Regions from separate parts of the Homo sapiens genome. Here region 1 is linked to region 2. Evidence: chromatin loops called from intact Hi-C (ENCODE). Cell type or tissue: A673. All regions are shown on one strand. Links, peaks and the distances in the headings refer to the core of each region. The heading gives the core; the rest is flanking DNA. Region 1 overlaps TMEM192 (transmembrane protein 192). Region 2 overlaps SMIM31 (small integral membrane protein 31).

The links. Hi-C counts contacts between places; a loop is a spot of excess contacts. Peaks named below come from ENCODE experiments on the same cell type or tissue, not always from the same donor. Only the 100,000 strongest peaks of a DNase experiment are listed, where the experiment ranks them.
Region 1: a loop joins it to region 2, with 7 times the contacts of the local background. A loop is called at or near these places in 42 of 110 quality-filtered maps.

What each region holds. Positions count from the first base shown.
Region 1 is chr4:165,092,548-165,101,758 of GRCh38, forward strand. It overlaps TMEM192 (transmembrane protein 192), which reads right to left. Exons shown (of 6, transcript NM_001100389.2): 3 at 8,081-8,345. Among named protein-coding and RNA genes, the nearest start is that of TMEM192, 16 kb to the right of the region's middle. In A673, for the core only: a CTCF peak has its summit at 4,454 (motif pointing left); a DNase peak (open chromatin) is centred at 4,494.
Region 2 is chr4:164,764,486-164,773,696 of GRCh38, forward strand. SMIM31 (small integral membrane protein 31) reads left to right here. Exons shown (of 3, transcript NM_001352885.1): 2 at 5,934-6,070. The coding sequence starts at 5,959. Among named protein-coding and RNA genes, the nearest start is that of SMIM31, 15 kb to the left of the region's middle. In A673, for the core only: a CTCF peak has its summit at 4,233 (motif pointing right); DNase peaks (open chromatin) are centred at 4,246 and 6,796; H3K27ac peaks cover 306 bases.

The sequences.
Region 1 (9,211 bases), core at 670-8,669, 330 kb after region 2:
CTTATGAGGACCATTTTAAACTCTTTTTGCACTTTTATTCTGACAAATATCAAAGAGAAGTTTAGGGGCAGACTCTGTAGCATCTTATCTTAGATTTTTCTAAAGCTTATTTAACATATTTATGTGAGTCTGATCCTGAGAGGGAAAACGCTGTTTTCATTTATCTTCTATTGCTTGATACAAAAGAAATGATTGTGAGCCAAAGATCCTTGCTGAAAGAACCCCCATCCAAACTAACTACACAAGCCTAGGAGTTTGAGGCTACACTGAGCTATGACAGCACAAATGACATAGCTACACTGAGCTATGACAGCACTCCAGCCTAGGCAACAGAGCGAGACCTTGTCTCTTAAAAAAAAAATAATAAAAATAAATAAAAAAAGTTTTGACAAAATATCACTGGATTAAAAAAAAAAGTAACAACACAAAGCTACCTTCTAGCAAGCCCACTCACCCAATGACCTGCCACAGTATATTAGCATATTGACAGATTCTTTGTAAATCAGTTTTGTGAACAAGATAAATACAGTTTTATGGTTTTTTTTTCTTCTTTTTTTTTTTTTTTTTGAGATGGAGTTTTGCTCTGTCACCAAGGCTGGAGCGCGGTGGCACGATCTCAGCTCACGGCAACCTCTGCCTCCAGGGTTCAAGTGATTCTCCTGCCGCGGCCTCCTGAGTAGCTGGGATTACAGATGCCCGCCACCATGCCTGGCTAATTTTTGTGTTTTTAGTAGAGACGGGGTTTCACCATGTTGGCCAGACTGGTCTCGAACTCCTGACCTCGTGATTCACCCGCCTCGGCCTCCCAAAGTGCTGGGATTACAGGTGTGAGCCACCGCGCCTGGCCAATACAGTTTTACAACATTTAGGAAAGAAATACATGCTAGGAAAAAAAACTTCTGCAGAGAAATGAAAGAGTTTTCAAAGGATTTTCAAGGTACTGGGCAAATCCTATGTACTAGCAAGTTTGCAGTCTGGTGGGAAAGCCATACTGAAATAAAACATTCCTTATAATGGTATGTGCTGTGGACATTACACAAGTACCCTCCTTGAAGAAGACCACCCTGTACAATATCTTAGTTCAGATGAAAGTCACTTCACCTCTGGGTTACCACACCAGCCTCCTTATCAGTTTTGTGCTAACCAAATACACTCTCCAGTTATACAGTTATACAGTAATAGTCTAATAATGGTGACTTTTTTTTGAAACAGTCTTACTCTGTTGCCCAGGCTGGTGAGATCTCAGCTCACTGCAACCTCTGCCTCCCCAGTTCAAGCAATTCTTGGCCTCCCTAGTAGCTGGAATTACAGGCACCCGCCACGCCACCATGCCCAGCTAATTTTTGTATTTGTTTTGTTTTGTTTTTTTGAGTCGGAGTTTTGCTCTTGTTGCCCAGTTGGGAGTGCAATGACATGATCTTGGCTGACTGTAACCTCCGCCTCCCAGGTTCAAGCGATTCTTCTGTCTCAGCCTCCTGAGTAGCTGGGATTACAGGCACCTGCCACCATGCCTGGCTAATTTTTTGTATTTTTAGTAGAGAGGGGGTTTCACCATGTTGGCCAGGCTGGTCTCGAACTCCTGACCTCAGGTGATCTGCCCGCCTTGGCCTCCCAAAGTGCTGGGATTACAGGCGTGAGCCACAGCACCTGGCCTAATTTTCGTATTTTTAATAGAGACAGGTTTTCACCATGTTGGCCAAGCTGGTCTGGAACTCCTGGCCTCAAGTGACCCGCCTGCCTTAGCCTCCCAAAGTGCTGGGATTACAGGTGTGAGCCACCATGCCCGGCCTAGTTTGGTGTTTTTTAAATGATTTTATAACCATAGACATAGTCTAAGTGCTTTTTGTTTTACATCACTCACCGTTTTAAAGATTCTAGGCTGGCGGTGGCTCCTGAGGTCGAAAGTTCAAGACCAGCCTGACCAACAGGGAGAAACCCCATCTCTACTAAAAAAACAAAATTAGACGGGTGGGGCGGTGCATGCCTGTAATCCCAGCTACTCGGGAGGCTGAGGCAGAAGAATCGCTTGAACCCGGGAGGCGGTGGCTGCAGTGAGCTGAGATCGTGCTATTGCACTCCAGCCTGGGTGACAGAGCGAGACTCTGTCTCAAAAAAAAAAAAGAAAAGGAAAAAAAGAACATTCTAGGCCAGGTGCAGTGGCTCACGCCTGTAATCCCAACATTTTGGGAGGTCAAGGCAGGTGGATCAGTCGAGGTCGGGAGTTCAAGTCCAGCCTGACCAACACGGTGAAACCCTGTCTCTACTAAAAATACAAAATTAGCTGGGCATGGTAGCGCACACCTGTAATCCCAGCTACTCAGGAGGCTGAGGCAGTAGTATCACTTGAACCCAGGAGGTGGAGGTTGCAGTGAGCCAAGATCGCACCACTGCTTTCCAGCCTGGGCAACAAGAGTGAAACTCAGTCTCAAAAAAAAAAAAAAGATTCTAAGGTTAATGCTTGCTATTCATTAAGAATATTTGGAAGAAATAAGTTCCTGTGGGCTGGGCGGTCCTGTAATGACCACAGGCTGAGAGCTACCATGCCTGGGCTCCAGTGTAGGATCTGATGCCTCCTAGAAACGAAACCCATGATCTCACCCAGACCTGGACTCCTACACTATAAGATGGGGGAAATAATGCTTATCACACAGGGTTCTGGTAGGAAGAAATGAACTAACAATGCCTAAGTAGACATGTAGTAAATGCCATATATCATTATTATTATTAAAACAAGAATTCTGATTTTCAATTCCAGGCACATGCTATGCAGCCCCTCCTCTAAACAAAACTCACAGGGGACTTGAAGTCAGATGCTATGCTACAGGAGAGACCCAGCTGCTCTGGCTTACCCCAGGGCACCAGGCCCAGACATCAGTGAGGACTCCAGCAGGCATTTCTACAAGTCAACTAAGACAGTCTCTGGCCCTCCCAAAGAATGTGGGCCATGAGAACTAGAGGTGAGCAGGAAGGACACAATCACTATGCCCTCGGGTCCTACAATTCCTGCCAGGAATTCCTTCCAGAATTTACCTTCAAGAGCAGTTTCCTTGAACTGCACTTTTGCATGTCCTCAGCCTCTGGCTTTACACTTTTAGGCCCCAGAGAGACTGACTGGACCCACATGATGGGTTGAAAATTACTATTTTCAGTGAAGGACCAAGTTTTCATTTCAATGTGAAAAAAGCCCCAAATATGCAACTTGGCTATGTAACTAATAATACTTGATTTTTAAAAATTTTTTTTTAAAAATGGAGTCTCACTCTGTCACTCAGGCTGGAGTGCAGTGGCGCCATCTTCGCTCACTGCAACCTCCACCTCCCAGGTTCAAGCAATTCTCCTGCCTCAGCCTCCTGAGTAGCTGGGATTATAGGCGCCCACCACCACCCCAGTCATGCCCAGCTAATTTTTTTTTTTTTTTTTTGTATTTTTAGTACAGACAGGGTTTCACCATGTTGGCCAGGCCTGTCTTGGACTCCTGACATCAGGTGATCTGCCTGCCTCGACCTCCCAAAGTGCTGGTGTTACAGGCGTGAGCCACTGCACCTGGCCCAAATACATTTTGAACTCAAATATTATTAGGCCGGGCGCAGTGGCTCATGCCTGTAATGCCAGCACTATGGGAGGCCAAGGGGAGCGGATCACCTGAGGTTAGGAGTTCGAGACCAGCCTGGCCAACATGGTGAAGCCTCGTCTCTACTAAAAATATAAAAATTAGCTGTGTGTGGTGGTGCGTGCCTGTAGTCTAGCCTGGAGAGGCTGAGGCAGGAGAATCAGTTGAACCTGGGAGGCAGAGGTTGCAGTTAGCTGAGTTCATACCACTGCACTCCAGCCTGGACAACAGAGCAAGACTCTCAAAAAAAAAATTATATATATATATATGTATTTGGATCTAAGGAAGGAGAACAGATTAATCAGGTAAATATTTTCACTTGGTAGGAAAGCAAAGCCCTTTCTCCCATCTCCACCCAAAGGTAAATAATTTTTTTTCTTCTCTGGAAAATAACAAAATATATCAGGCTGAAGTTAATATTATCAGTACTGTTATCTGTAAGTCCTACATCCTACATCTCCATAGATTTATCTTTTTTTTTTTTTGCAAATAAGAAAAAATATTTTAAAAAATAGAAATAAGGTAAGTACCTGCTCCATTCCGTTTGATTTTCTGGGTTTTCACATGAGCCACATAAACGTGATATCACCTGTGATTCTAAAGGTCCAAGTGTTCAGAAATAGATTATGATTACGGCTCACATGTTTAACAAAAATTTGAAAGGCAGATTTTGGAAAGGTAAAGATCAAATAATCTCCTTGTGAGCTTCCAAAATACTATTTCCAGACCATCACTTGAGAAACTGAGTATTATTTTGGTCACAGATCATATAAGATCTTTTGTAGTTTAAAATTAAGTTTTTTCTTTTTTTTTAATCTTTGTGTTACCCTGACATCTTCTGGCCAAAAGAGAGAGCTGCACATCAACAGTTGAACATTCTCAAGCTCATTCTCACAAGAGGCAGGGAGCAATAAATGCTTCCCCTTCAAGAGCAGTCAGGATCACCCAACTCTATAAACTGCTTCACGCTGATATAGCATAGCCCTTCAGCTTCCACTGAGAATTTCACTGAGTAGATGAACTTGCAGCATGCCCTTTAAGAAAATGCACTAACAGGCCGGGCGCGGTGGCTCATGCCTGTAATCCCAGCACTTTGGGAGGCCGAGGCCGGCGGATCACAAGGTCAGGAGATCGAGACCATCCTGGCTAACACGGTGAAACCCCGTCTCTACTAAAAATACAAAAAATTAGCCAGGCGTGGTGGCGGGCGAATGCAGTCCCAGCTACTCGGGAGGCTGAGGCAGGAGAATGGCCTGAACCCGGGAGGCGGAGCTTGCAGTGAGCCGAGATAGCGCCACTGCACTCCAGCCTGGGTGACAGAGCGAGACTCCATCTCAAAAAAAAAAAAAAAAAGAAAAAAGAAAATGCACTAACAGAACAGAAGAAAAATAAAAGTTAAATTCTGTGGAGCCTTTTTTTTTTTTTTTTGGAGAAAAAAATCTCTAATTTGATCCAATTTTTTTTTCTTTTTTTATAGAGGGGGGTGTCACTCTTTCACCTAGGCTGGAGTGTGGTGCATAATCATAGCTCACTGCAGCCTCAAACTCCTGGGCTCAAGTGGATCCTCCCACCTCAGCCTCCCAAGTAGCTAGGACTACAGGCACAGGCTACCACACATGACTAATTTATTTATTTTATTTTATTTTACTTATTTATTTATTTATTTTGAAATAGAGATTTATTTATTTATTTAGAGATCGAGTCTCACTCTGTCACCCAGGTTGGAGTGGCACGATCTCAGCTTACTGCAATCTTGATCTCCCGGGTTCAAGCGATTCTCAGCCTCCTGAGTAGCTGGAATTACAGCCACCTGCCATCACACCCAGCTAATTTTTGTATTTTTAGTAGAGATGGGGTTTCATCATGTTGACCAGGCTGGTCTCAAACTCCTGACCTCAAGTGATCCTCCCGCCTCAGCCTACCAAAGTGCTGAGATGCTAGCATTACAGGCATGAGCCACCGTGCCCGGCCTTAATTTTTTTTTTAGACAGAGTTTCGCTCTTGTCACCCAGGCTGCAGTGCAATGGTATGATTGCAGCTCACTGCAACCTCTGCCTCCCGGATTCAAGCAATTCTCCTGCCTCAGCCTCCCGAGTAGCTGGGATTACAGTTGCCCGCCACCACGTTCAGCTAATTTTTGTATTTTTAGTAGAGACAGGGTTTCACCATGTTGGCCAGGCTGGTCTCGAACTCCTGACCTCAGGGAATCTACCCGCCTCGGCCTCCCAAAGTGCTGGGATTATAGGCGTGAGCCACCACGCCCAGGAATTTCTTTTTTTTTTTAAAACTTAACTTGGTGCTCATTTGTTACAGCACTAAATTTCTCATTTTTGGTAGAGATGGGGGAACTCACTATGTTGCCCAGGCTGGTCTCGAACTCCTGGCCTCAAGCAATCCTCCTACCTTGGCCTCCCAAAGCTCTGTGATTATAGGCATGAGCCACCATGCCCAGCCTGGATTCAAAAAAAATTTTTTTTTCTTTTTCCTTCTTTTTCTTTTTCTCGCTGCCTCCTCCAAGTAGGAAGACTACATATGGATTCAAGTTTTTTTTTCTTTTGAGGCAGTGTTCCGCTCTTGTTGCCCAGGCTGGAGTGCAGCGGCATGACTTCGGCTCACTGTAACCTCTGCCTCCCAGGTTCAAGCGATTCTCCTGCCTCAGCCTCCCAAGTAGCTGGGACTACAGGCGCGTGCCACCACACCCGGCTAATTTTCGTTTGTATTTTTAGTAGAGATGAGGTTTCACCATGTTGGCCAGGCTGGTCTCGAACTCCTGACGTCAGGTGATCCTTCCGCTTCGGCCTCCCAAAGTGCTGGGATTACAGGCATGAGCCACCGAGCCTGGCCTGGATTCAAAAATTTTTAAGATTTATTCTGGACTCAAATTGAAAAACAGGATCTTTTTAAAAGGTAGAAACTAAGTTATTTACTACAACTTTTTTTCTTTCTTTTTTTTTTTTTTTTTTTTGAGATGGGGTCTCACTCTGTCACCCAGGCTGGAGTCTGGAGTGCAGTGGCATGATCTCGGCTCAAGCAATTCTCCCACCTCAGCTTCCAGAGTAGCTGGGACCACAGGGGCACACCACCACACTTGGCTAATTTTTGTGTTTTTAGTAGAGAGGGGTTTCTCCATGTTGCCCAGGCTGGTCTCAAACTCCTGACCTCAAGGGATCTGCCCACCTCAGCCTCCCAAAGTGCTGGGATTACAGGCATGAGCTACTGTGCCCGGCCATTTACTATAACTTAATGCCAAATTTACCTAAAGAAGTTCAATTTAATTCCATTAAATCTTTAAAATGTCTGCAACGATAAAGAAAAGCAAGTACTCATGCATTCTAAGTCTCATGTGGACCTTCTGATCTTGCCTTCATAAATTAGGACCTGTGTGTTTTCCAAGTTTTCTGTTTGATATAATGCATCTCACTGCCTAACAGTCCTCTATCCTAGGAACTAACCATTACTGTCTCCTACTGCAAGAAAAGCACTGAGCTTCATTTTTAAAAAGTTCCCACCAGGACTGGCTCACACCTGTAATCCTAGAGCTTTGGGAGCCTGAGGCAGGAGGGTTGTTTGAGGCCAGGAGTTCCAGTGACCAACCTGGGCAACATGGTGAGAACCTGCTTCTACATAAAATGTTTAAAAAAATTAGCCGGGTGTGGTGGCATGCACCTGTAGTCTCAGCTACTCAGGAGGCTGAGGTGGGAGGATTGCTTAAGCCCAGGAATTCCAGGCTACAGTGAGCCATGAAGGCCCCACTGCCTTTCAGTCTTGGGTGACAGAGCAAGGCCCTGCCTCAGAGAAAATAAAATAAAATTTAAAAATTCCCTCTCCCTATCCTCAGAAATGTCAAATAGCAACAGCATTTCTATCTTTATGAGATGAGTAAACCACCTGGTAACAAAAGAGGGTATAATTCCACACTTCACACATGCTATGAGGACACCATGTTCATAACAAATAACAGATTTCAAATGAAAATTAAGGCTATATATTTCATAATAAAAGTTCTTTTTTTTTTTTTTTTGAGATGGAGTCTCGCTGTGTTGCCAGGCTGGAGTGCAGTGGCACAGTCTCAGCTCACTGCAACCTCTGACTCCCTGGTTCAAGCAATTCTCCTGCCTCAGCCTCCTGAGTAGCTGGGATTACAGGCATGCACCACCACGCCCAGCTAATTTTTGTATTTTTAGTAGAGACGGGGTTTCACCATGTTGGCCAGGATGGTCTCGATCTCCTGACCTCGTGATCTGCCCACCTCAGCATTCCAAAGTGCTGGGATTATAGGCGTGAGCCACCGCACCCGGCCAAGAAAAGCTTTAAGACATTAAGGTGATCCAAATTTTAGTGGTCAGAACACACATCAACCTTACAAAAATGAGAGAATATATTTGATTCTAAAATCAAACTTCATATATTCTTTCTGCTGTCATTTTTGTCCCTCAAGCACCCAAGTAGCTGAGAGAAAATTGGACATACCAGAGGACTGTATCATCAACGCAAGTCTCTTGAGATGCCTTGTTGATCGGTAGATCAAGTTATAGCCTCGGTTTCTGATTTTGCTGTGGTGATACTGGATGTAGCATTCAAGGAGTAAATGGAGAATCCACAAAATAACTTTCCCAAGGATTATAACCGTCTGAACTTTCAATGGGTTTGTGTAATTTCCTGGGCACTTGTCCTCATTTGGATTAGGATAAGAACAAAGCACACCTGTTAAAAATGCTAAAACAACAAACACGAGCTGGGGGAAAGGAGAGCAGAAAGATTAATATTCAATATTTGTAATTAGGAAGCAATAACTACCATCCCAGCATACATTCTTTTTTTTTTTTTTTTTTTTTCTGAGACAGAGTCTCACTCTGTCGCCCAGGCTGGAGTGCAGTGGCGCAATCTCGGCTTACTGCAAGCTCCACCTCCCGGGTTCACGCCATTCTCCTGCCTCAGCCTCCCGAGTAGCTGGGACTACAGGCACCCGCCACCACGCCTGGCTAACTTTTTGCATTTTTAGTAGAGACGGGGTTTCACCATGTTAGCCAGGATGATATCGATCTCCTGACCTCATGATCCACCCACCTCAGCCTCCCAAAGTGCTGGAATTACAGGTGTGAGCCACCGCACCCGGCTTCCCAGCATACATTCTTATACCTACAGCTTCCCCTGTCCTATTTTTATAAATGAGTTTTTAAATGTATTTTCGTTTTGTTTTGTTTAAATGTATTTTTGTTTTCTGTGTGAGATACGGTCTTGCCCTGTTGCCCAGGCTGGAGTGCAGTGGTGCCATCTCTGCTCACTGCAGCCTCAACCTCCTGGGCTCAAGCGATCCTCCTACCTCAGTCTCTGGAGTAGCTGGAACTACAGGCCTGTGCCACCATGCCTGGCCAATTTTAAGAAGTTTTTATAGAGACAGGTTCTTGCTATGGCACCCAGGCTGGTACAGAGTATGTTACACAAAAAGTAAAAGGAAAGAAGAAAAAGAGGTCACCATCTGGAAACCACAAGGCCACCCCTGCACATGGTGGTACCAAGAAGAAAGCGCTTCAGCTGGGATCTGGGGATCAGGAAGCCATGGTGGAGCCATACCACAGCTACTAGTTCCCTCAAGGAAAG
Region 2 (9,211 bases), core at 884-8,883:
GAACCTGGGAGGCGGAGGTTGCAGTGAGCCAAGATCGCGCCACTGCACTACAGCCTGGCGACAGAGCGAGACTCCATCTCAAAAAAAAAAAAAGAAAAAAATAGAAAAAAATGTGGTGGGTGCTGTTGTTGCCTTACTGGAATCCAGTCAACCTAATTCAAAATATTGCCTTCAGCTTGGTTACTCCACTTTAGAGGGATTTGGAAGTAAAGGAGAGAAATCAAAAGGGACAAAGGACACAGAATTATGTCATAAGAAGAATATTTGTCTAGACAAAGGAAAGAAAGCCCAGGCAACATGACAAATTCCTGGTCTTCAAATATTTGAGGATCCCTCTCATAAAAGGAGAACTTTTTAGTTCTGTATTTAGGAATCACATGGTAATAGTTAAAAAGAACAGAATTTTAGCTGATATAGAGTTTTCTAAAGAGCAGGGTTATCCAGAGATTAAACAGATTGCCTCCAATGACAGTGAGTTCCTCATCACTAGAGGAATTCAGGCTGGCCATCTATTTCACCAAAACAGTTTAGGGAAAATTCAATCATTGTATGGTGTCTGGACAAGGTGATTTTTGATTTTCTTTCCAAACCTGAAATTTTATTTGGAGGAAAGTTCTCAAGGACAAGATGGCTTTTTGTTCAGAGTTTGACCAGAAGAAGACTTGAGACATGGAGTTGCCCAAAGAAACAGAGGAAGGCAACATGATAGAGGATCCATCCAAAAAGAAAGATTGAGAAAATCAAAGAGACATGTAGCAGGTTGAAATGTCAAGTAGGAACAGCATTGACAGGAGCTGGGACACATCATTTGTCATTCAGCAAGCGTGATTTGCCAAGTACTTGGTGTCAGGGAGTAAATAAGAAAAACAGTTTTCTGCCTGTATGAGCCTTCAAGGTGAATACATAATTCAGAAACCATATGCAGAGACTAATGAGCGTTGTTGGCATTTCACAGATGGACGGGATAATTCAAGGCTTTGTTTAGTAGACAGGATTTACACCATGACAGAACCACCCTCCTACAGATAAAACGGAAAAAAGTGCCACTGGTTTCAGATTATTTAAATTAGATAAGCATTCAATGCAGCAGGTGAGTCTTGTTCAGAATTTTTAAAGAAGGAAGGGATACTTTGTCTCAGAAAAAAAAAAAAAAAAAAGGCAGATAAATCCAGGAAGCAACAGAAGTGGCATGCACGTTGGTTAGTAGCCTTTAGACTTTTTCCACAAGGCCTTTGAAGGCAAGGGGGGAGTGGGCACTGCAGTATCTCACAGATTTTTTTCAGCCCATAGTTTTCTAATGTAGCAGGCTATAAGAATTCAAAACACTAAATTCCCACTGCCCAGAAAAGTGCATTTACTTCCTGTAAATAAGCCCTTTATTTTTACTCTGGCAGATTTTTCTTTAGATGAAGGCAGTCATTTTACCTAGTCCCCTTGGCCCTTGATGCATGCACACAGCATCTACAATAGGAAGGAGACTCAATAAGAAGAGCATGTTCCATGCTGTCCCCGAGCAATCATAACAGCACTCAAGGGAGCCGCGAGAGAATGAACGGATGGTGCACAAAGAGAGCAGTGAGCTCTGTCAGCAGCCATGAGACAGAAAAATAAAGTAACAAAGGAAAAGAAACACATCTCCCCCGTGAGGGCAATAACAGCAGCAAGAAAAACCATCAATCCCAACCATGCTGCCTGTTTTATGGAAACCTTAAAGCCATTTTCAAAATATACTTCTTGTCCTCTGGGTGGGATTTTCTCAAGTAATAGAGTGCTTGATGCCGCTGAGATTTCCAAATACATCTTCAATCCAGAGTTTCCATTCACAGCTGTGAAATTCAGAGTTTTGCATCAACTTGCCTTCTTCGGTGCTGCTTGCATCCACTCGTTTATGGTCACTCAGTGAATACTTATGGGAAAATGTACTATATGCCCGTCATTTTTCTAAGCCCTATAGGTACGGAGATAAACAAAGCAGACTGCTTTCATAGAACTTTAATGGGGAAAGACAGACAAACAATAACAAAAAAATGTAGCCAGGCACGGTGGCTCACGTCTGTAATCCCAGCACTTTGGGAGGCTGAGGCAGGCGGATCACGAGGTCAGGAAATTGAGATCATCCTGGCCAACATGGTGAAACCCCATCTCTACTAAAAATACAAAAAATTAGCCAGGCGTGGTGGCACACACCTGTAGTCCCAGCTACTCGGGGGACTGAGGCAGGAGAATCGCTTGAACCCGGGAAGCGGAGGTTGTAGTGAGCTGAGATCGTGCCACTGCACTCCAGCCTGGTGACAGAGTGAGACTCCATCTCAAAAAAAAAAAAAAGAAGAAAAATGCAATGGAGAATAGCTGTGATGAAAATAAAACTGCTGAGAACTTGGCTTAGATTAGAAGTCAAGAAATGCCTCTGTGGGGAGGTGGTGCTTGAACTGAAGAGAAGACACAGAGAAAGTAGACAATGAGAATGTAGAGGAGATTCTCAGGCAGGAGGAAGACAGGATGAGCTTAGCAGGGCAAGGAACACAAGCAAGGTCAGTGCAGGAGCATGCAAACTGTCACACATGCTACCATCAGACGGGATGTGGGGTAGGTGATGGGGGCCTAGTAGGGAAGAACTGGGAGTTTGAATTTTACTCCAAGGGAAGCCATTGGCTAGTTAAGTAGAAGAGGAGTGGATCTGATTTACATTTATAAAGATCATTCCCTTCGTGATGCTAAAGGATAGTAGGAATACAGAATGGTAGGGTCGGGATAGTCTAATGACCATCTGAATTTAATCTGTTTCCTAAATTATCTAAGAAATAATGACATATCAAGGTAACCAGGCTTTAGTCACTAGTAAATGATTTAACTTAACTAAGCTTAGATAAGCTTAAATGTGATAGAATATATGATAAAAGGAGTTACGTTAATTTTTATCATACAAAAATAATATGATTTACCTACTATCTGTTACTAGATAATAATTTCAGTTGGTCCTAACCCTTAGAGAAGCTGTGGGGAACAAGTGATACATTTTTGCACCAAGTAAGCTGAGATGGAGAAAATGTCCAGAGAACAGACTACAGATACACAACCCAGGAAGAAATGCAGGCTGTACAACCAACTGTTCTTCAGATGCTCCATCAAGGATATGCAAGAATGGGAACAGTGTAGGCATCAGAAGCATCATCTTTGCATTTAGAAAATAACTCTTGGCTGGTTTATTTATGCAGAAATCACCTCTTCTTGAATTTAGGGCATAGTTGTGGAGAGCTCCTGGTCAAGGGCTCTGTGCCCTGAGCATTTGACAAGAAGGTAGTCGGGTTCCAAGTTCCATAATCATAGATGTCTGACAATATCTATTATCCCACTATGTCTTTTCCCCCAGCTTTCAATTTCTACTGACAATTCAAAGACCATTATTTTGCGTTTATTTGTCTAGAATGGCAGCATCTAGGGTAGTGAGCTAGAAATAACTCATCACAGGGCCAGAGGCGGTAGCTATGCCTGTAATCTCAGCATTTTGGGAGGCAAGGTGGGTGATTGCTTGAACCCAGGAGTTTGAGACCAGCCTGGGCAACATAATGAGACCTTGTCTCTACAAAAAAAATCAAAAAATTCGCTGGGCGTAACAGTGCATGCCTGTAGCCCCCAGCTATTCTGGAGGCTGAAATGAGAGGATTGCTTGAGCCCAAAAGGCCGAGGCTGCAGTGAACTGTTATCATGCCATTGCTCTCCAGCCTGGGCAACAGAGCAAGACTTTGTCACAAAAAAAAAAAAAGAAAAGAAAAGAAAAGAGAAAGAAGAGAAAGAAAGAGAGGGAAAGAGAGAGAGAGAGGAAGGAAGGAGCTACTCAGGAAGCTGAGGCAGAGAACTGCTTGAACCCGTGAGGCAGAGGTTGCAGTGAGCCGAAATCACACCACTGCACTCCAGCCTGGGTGACGAGCAACAGTACATCTCAAAAAAAAAAAAAAAAGAATGAGGATTCTGTAACCAGGTTGCCAGAGGAAGGGAAGGAGGCAGGAACTCACCACACATGAGCTATGTGTCCAGAAAACATTAACAGCTGCCTCCTCTCAAAGACAACTACCTTAAAATCTGTTGATATTCTAGGCGTAGGACAAAACTGGAGAATAGGAGAAACCATTTTGCATGAGCACAGGGTACTACATATGTATAATGAAACATCTTTAGAGAGTGTGGGTAATTCATCCTTCTTTCTCCGACCTATAGCACTTAAAAACCACTAGATGGCACAAATTTTTCTGTTTTTATTTTTATTTTTTCTTCAAGAAAGAGTCCTCACAGAAAACTGACGGTAAAAATAACGGTATTCTCTGAGCTGCTTTAGCAGAGTTAATAGTCTTCATATTCTCTGAAGAAGCAGAAGCTTGATCAATTCATTTTCCAAATATTGATGAATGGCCGAATATGTCAGAGTGCATCAGCATCTCTACTAACCACAATGAAGTTTGAGGAATTAATATTCTCTACCACCGATTTCACACATGATTCTGGGAGCCTCTTTTTCCCAGTGATCTTTGTCTCCCCTCTTTCTCCCTGAACTTCATTTTAATGTTGGGGCACCCTCTGCACCCCATATGGCCAACAAGCTACCAAGATCCTTCTGCCCTTCCATCAAATCGGCTCTGAGTTTTATCCCTTCCTCTCTATCCTTCCTGCTAAAATCCTGACACAGAGCTAAAACTCACTCTGAGTTTTTTCCAGTTACCATTCTCTTCCTTCATTCTCTCCTGTACATGGAGATGCCATTAATATTCGCAAAATACTGCTTCATCACGTCTCCGTACTACTAAGGACCTTATATTCATCTTCTAATATCATTTGAAAAAAGACTAAGCTCTCATCTTGACATTAAATTCTTTCTATTATCCTTTGCTTAACCCATTGTATCTTCTACCACCTAACATAAAAACTCCTCTCCCATAAAAAATGATGAGTTCATGTCCTTTGTAGGGACATGGATGAAGCTGGAAACCATCATTCTCAGCAAACTATCGCAAGGACAAAAAAACCAAACACCGCATGTTCTCACCCATAGGTGGGAATTGAACAATGAGAACACATGGACACAGGAAGGGGCACATCACACACCGGGGCCTGTTGTGGGGTGGGGGGAGGGGGGAGGGATAGCATTAGGAGATATACCTAATGTTAAATTATGAGTTAATGGGTTCAGCACACCAACATGGCACATGTATACATACGTAACAAACCTGCACGTTGTGCACATGTACCCTAAAACTTAAAGTATAAAAAAAAAAAAAAACTCCTCTCCAATCAATCCACATAATGCTTTTGCAAAACATGATCCTAACCATTATGGTGGGTTTGGGATTGATTGGCTGGTTGGTTGGTTGGTTAGTTGGTTAGTCGAGTGTCAGTATAGTATATTGATTAAGAGTGAGGATTCTATAACCAGATTGCCAGAGTTGGCATTTCACCTCTACCATATACTAGATTTATAACTTAAGGTAAGTTACATCTTAGTGCTTCAGTTTCTTCATTTATGAAATGGAGACAATACTGGTACCTCACTTACAGAGTTATTATGAGGATTAAAGGAGGTAATAGCTCAAGCTTTTTCAAGTGCCTGGCCCCGTTTAAGTGCTCATTGCACGTCAGCATACCTTGTCTTTATTCCCAGAGTTGTGTCAAAAAACTCACAAAGCTGTGTAAAGGTAAACTGACTCTACCATTCAGATTTCTAGGCTCTCTTCCAATCTACACAGTGAAATTGTATGCCAAATTTCAAAACAACAAGAGCACAGTCCATTCTTGCCACTGCCAAATACATTGTTCCAGGTACACAGAAGTATTTTAACAAGCTTTAGCAAATCTCACACATGTTGAATTCTAAAATAAATCATTGCTGAGCAAGCTCTCTCTGGATTAGAGTATGCTGAGCCCATGTTTTATTCCTATTGTAGGTGAAGAAGTTTTCGGTGGTGGTTCATGGAGCTTCCCTACACCAACTTGGAAATGGCATTCATTTTATTGGCTTTTGTTATCTTTTCCTTATTTACCCTGGCTTCCATCTACACTACTCCGGATGACAGTAATGAAGGTAAAAGAAGACAAAAAGAACAAAGCTCTTTGTGGCTACTGTGTCCTTTTCCCTGCCTATCATCTTGCCATGTGTTGGGATTTGGTTTGGTTTCTATCCTGTGTGTGAGGATAACTTTGTTTTTGTTTTGTGGCATGTGTGTGTGTATGTGTGTTCATTCAACTATATATAGAAAGGAAAAGGATTACAATTTTTTAATGAGTTCTTGGTAAAGCCCAAACATTTAAAAAAATTCTGTAGAAGTCTTTTAAAAACCCAGTACCACATTTTTTTCCTCATTGCCAGTAAAAACAATTGTTAATAAGAGAAGTGTATAATTTAAAGGATTGTGCCCACCACATGGTTACCACATGGTAACCATAGTTACCATAGTTCAGGGCCCACCACATTTCAGACGAAATTGATAACTGGGGAAATGATACATTTGGGAACCAAAAATTTATATTTATTTGTGTATATGTGTGTGTAAATATACAATTAGGAAATTATGTATATTCATAGAAAATAAGATAAAATCATAAAAAGCAAATTGCATTTGTGCTTCCTAGCTTATCCCCAATCCCATCAATTCTTGACTATAAAATAAGTGCTGTCTGTGAATTAAAAGACTATTCTATCCGATAGACATACAACACTATCATAACTAGGAAACAAAAAGCCGCAGTAAATAGACATTCCAGTTCATGCTGACTTGCAGATTGCGAAACATAATTGGAATCCATAAAATCTTTTTCCTGCTCACAATTGTTTCCACTGTGTTAGTTTAAAATGGGTTTGGCTAAAAGAAAGAGTAAAACCAAAATAGCAGTTACTTTAACTACATAATAATGTATTTCCCTCACCAGGACAGGAAGCCCGGAGGTAGTGAGTTCAAGGCTGACGTGGCACTTAATAAAATCTTGGAACCCAGGTTACTTCTACCTTGGTTCTTTCCATCTTCGACATAAATTTTAAAGAATCCACTTGCTGGGCGCGGTGACTCACGCCTATAATCCCAGCACTTTGGGAGGCCGAGGCAGGCGGATCACGAGGTCAGGAGATCAAGACCATCCTGGCTAACACAGTGAAACCCCGTCTCTACTAAAAATACAAAAAAAAAAAAAATTAGCTGGGCTTGGTAGCACGCACCTGTAGCTCCAGCCACTCAGGAGGCTGAGGCAGGAGAATCAGTTGAACACAGGAGGCGGAGGTTGCAGTAATCTGAGATTGCGCCACTGCACTCCAGCCTGAGTGACAGAGAAAGACTCTGTCTCAAAAAACAAAAATTAAAAATTAAAAAAGAATCCACTCAACCTGGAAAAATGGTTGTCTCATTTTGGTGCCTTAAAAATTGATTAAAATGAAATTACTTAGCTATAGTGGAAATTAGAATGAAGCAGGGCTGATTTTCCCAGTTTAGTACACTGTTTACTGACTATCTTGTTTGCCTGTAAGCATAAAAAACAACGGAAATTTTTATCAGGAGCTATATTAATTCATTCTTGCACTGCTATAAAGAAATACCTGAGACTGGGTAATTTATAAAGAAAAGAATTTTAATTTGTTTATAGTTCTGCAGGCTGTATAGGAAGCCTAGTGGCTTCTGCTTCTGTGAAAGCCTCAGAAAGCCTCCAATCATGGTGGAAGGGAAAGGGGTAGTGAGGCATCTCACACGGCCAAAGCAGCAGGAAGAGGGAGAAGGGGGAGGGGAGGTGCTAGACACTTTTAAACACCCAGATTCATGAGAACTCACTGCCATGACGATAGCACCAAGGGACATGGTGTTAAATCATGAGAAACTGCCCCCACGATCCAATCACCTCTCACCAGGCCCCACCTTCAACACTGGGTATTACATTTCAACATGAGATTCGGGAGGGAGCACAGATCCAAACCGTTATCAGGAGCCTTCCATGAAAAGGGCAGAACGCGAAGCACTTTAGAGGCATTATTGTGTTTAATCTTAAAACAATCCCATGAGATGAGTAATAATAACCTCACTATTTCACAAGCAAGGACACTGAAGTTTTATTTTTTTTATTTTTATTTTATTTTTTTTTTTGAGACGGAGTCTCGCTCTGTCGCCCAGGCTGGAGTGCAGTGGCGCGATCTCGACTCACTGCAAGCTCCGCCTCCCGGGTTCACGCCATTCTCCTGCCTCAGCCTCCCGTGTAGCTGGGACTACAGGCGCCCGCCACCACGCCCGGCTAATTTTTTGTATTTTTAGTAGAGACGGGGTTTCACCGTGTTAGCCGGGATGGTCTCGATCTCCTGACCTCGTGATCCGCCCGCCTCGGCCTCCCAAAGTGCTGGGATTACAGGCGTGAGCCACCGCGCCCGGCCGGACATTGAAGTTTTAAACTTTACCATAGATCACTCAGCTAATACGACAGAGAGCCAGAAGTTAATCTCCAGCTTATAGGACTCCAGAATCTGGAGTGTGCATAACCAGCACACTTTCTCTTCAGATAACCTTGAAAAAGACACTTGGCTTTAAAAAAAAAAAAAAAAAAAAAAAAAAGCATATATACTTCTCTTTCTTTCTGCAAAGGGCTTAAATTGGCTAAAAAGATATAACAAGATACAACTTAATTTTTAATAAGTAGATAAGGACATCCAGGCAAAAGGAAAAATTAGGGTAGGAAAAAATGGGTGAACTTGGTAGGGAGAAGGAGGCTGGCATACTATTTCAGCACAGAGCACAAATTTGTGATTAGTCACTCCTGGATTCATGTCCTGGCTCTGCCATTGGGTAATTCTGCCTTTCGAAAAATCATACAAATTCTCAAAGCCTCTGTGTTAGTCTGTTCTCATGCTGCTAATAAGAACATACCCAAAACTGGGTAATTTATAAAGGAAAGAGGTCTAATTGACTCACAGTTCAGCATGGCTGGGGAGGCCTCAGGAAACTTACAATCGTGGTGGAAGGGGAAGCAAACATGTCCTTCTTCATTTAGTGGCCAGAAGAAGAAGAATGAGCGAAACTGGGGGAAAGGCCCTTATAAAACCATCAGATCTTGTGAGAACTCACTCACTATCAGGTGAAAAGCATGGAGGTAACTGCCCCCATGATTCTATTACCTCCACCTTGTCCCTCCCACAACACGTGGGGATTATGAGCACTGTAATTCAAGATGAGATTTGGGTGGATGGGGACACAGC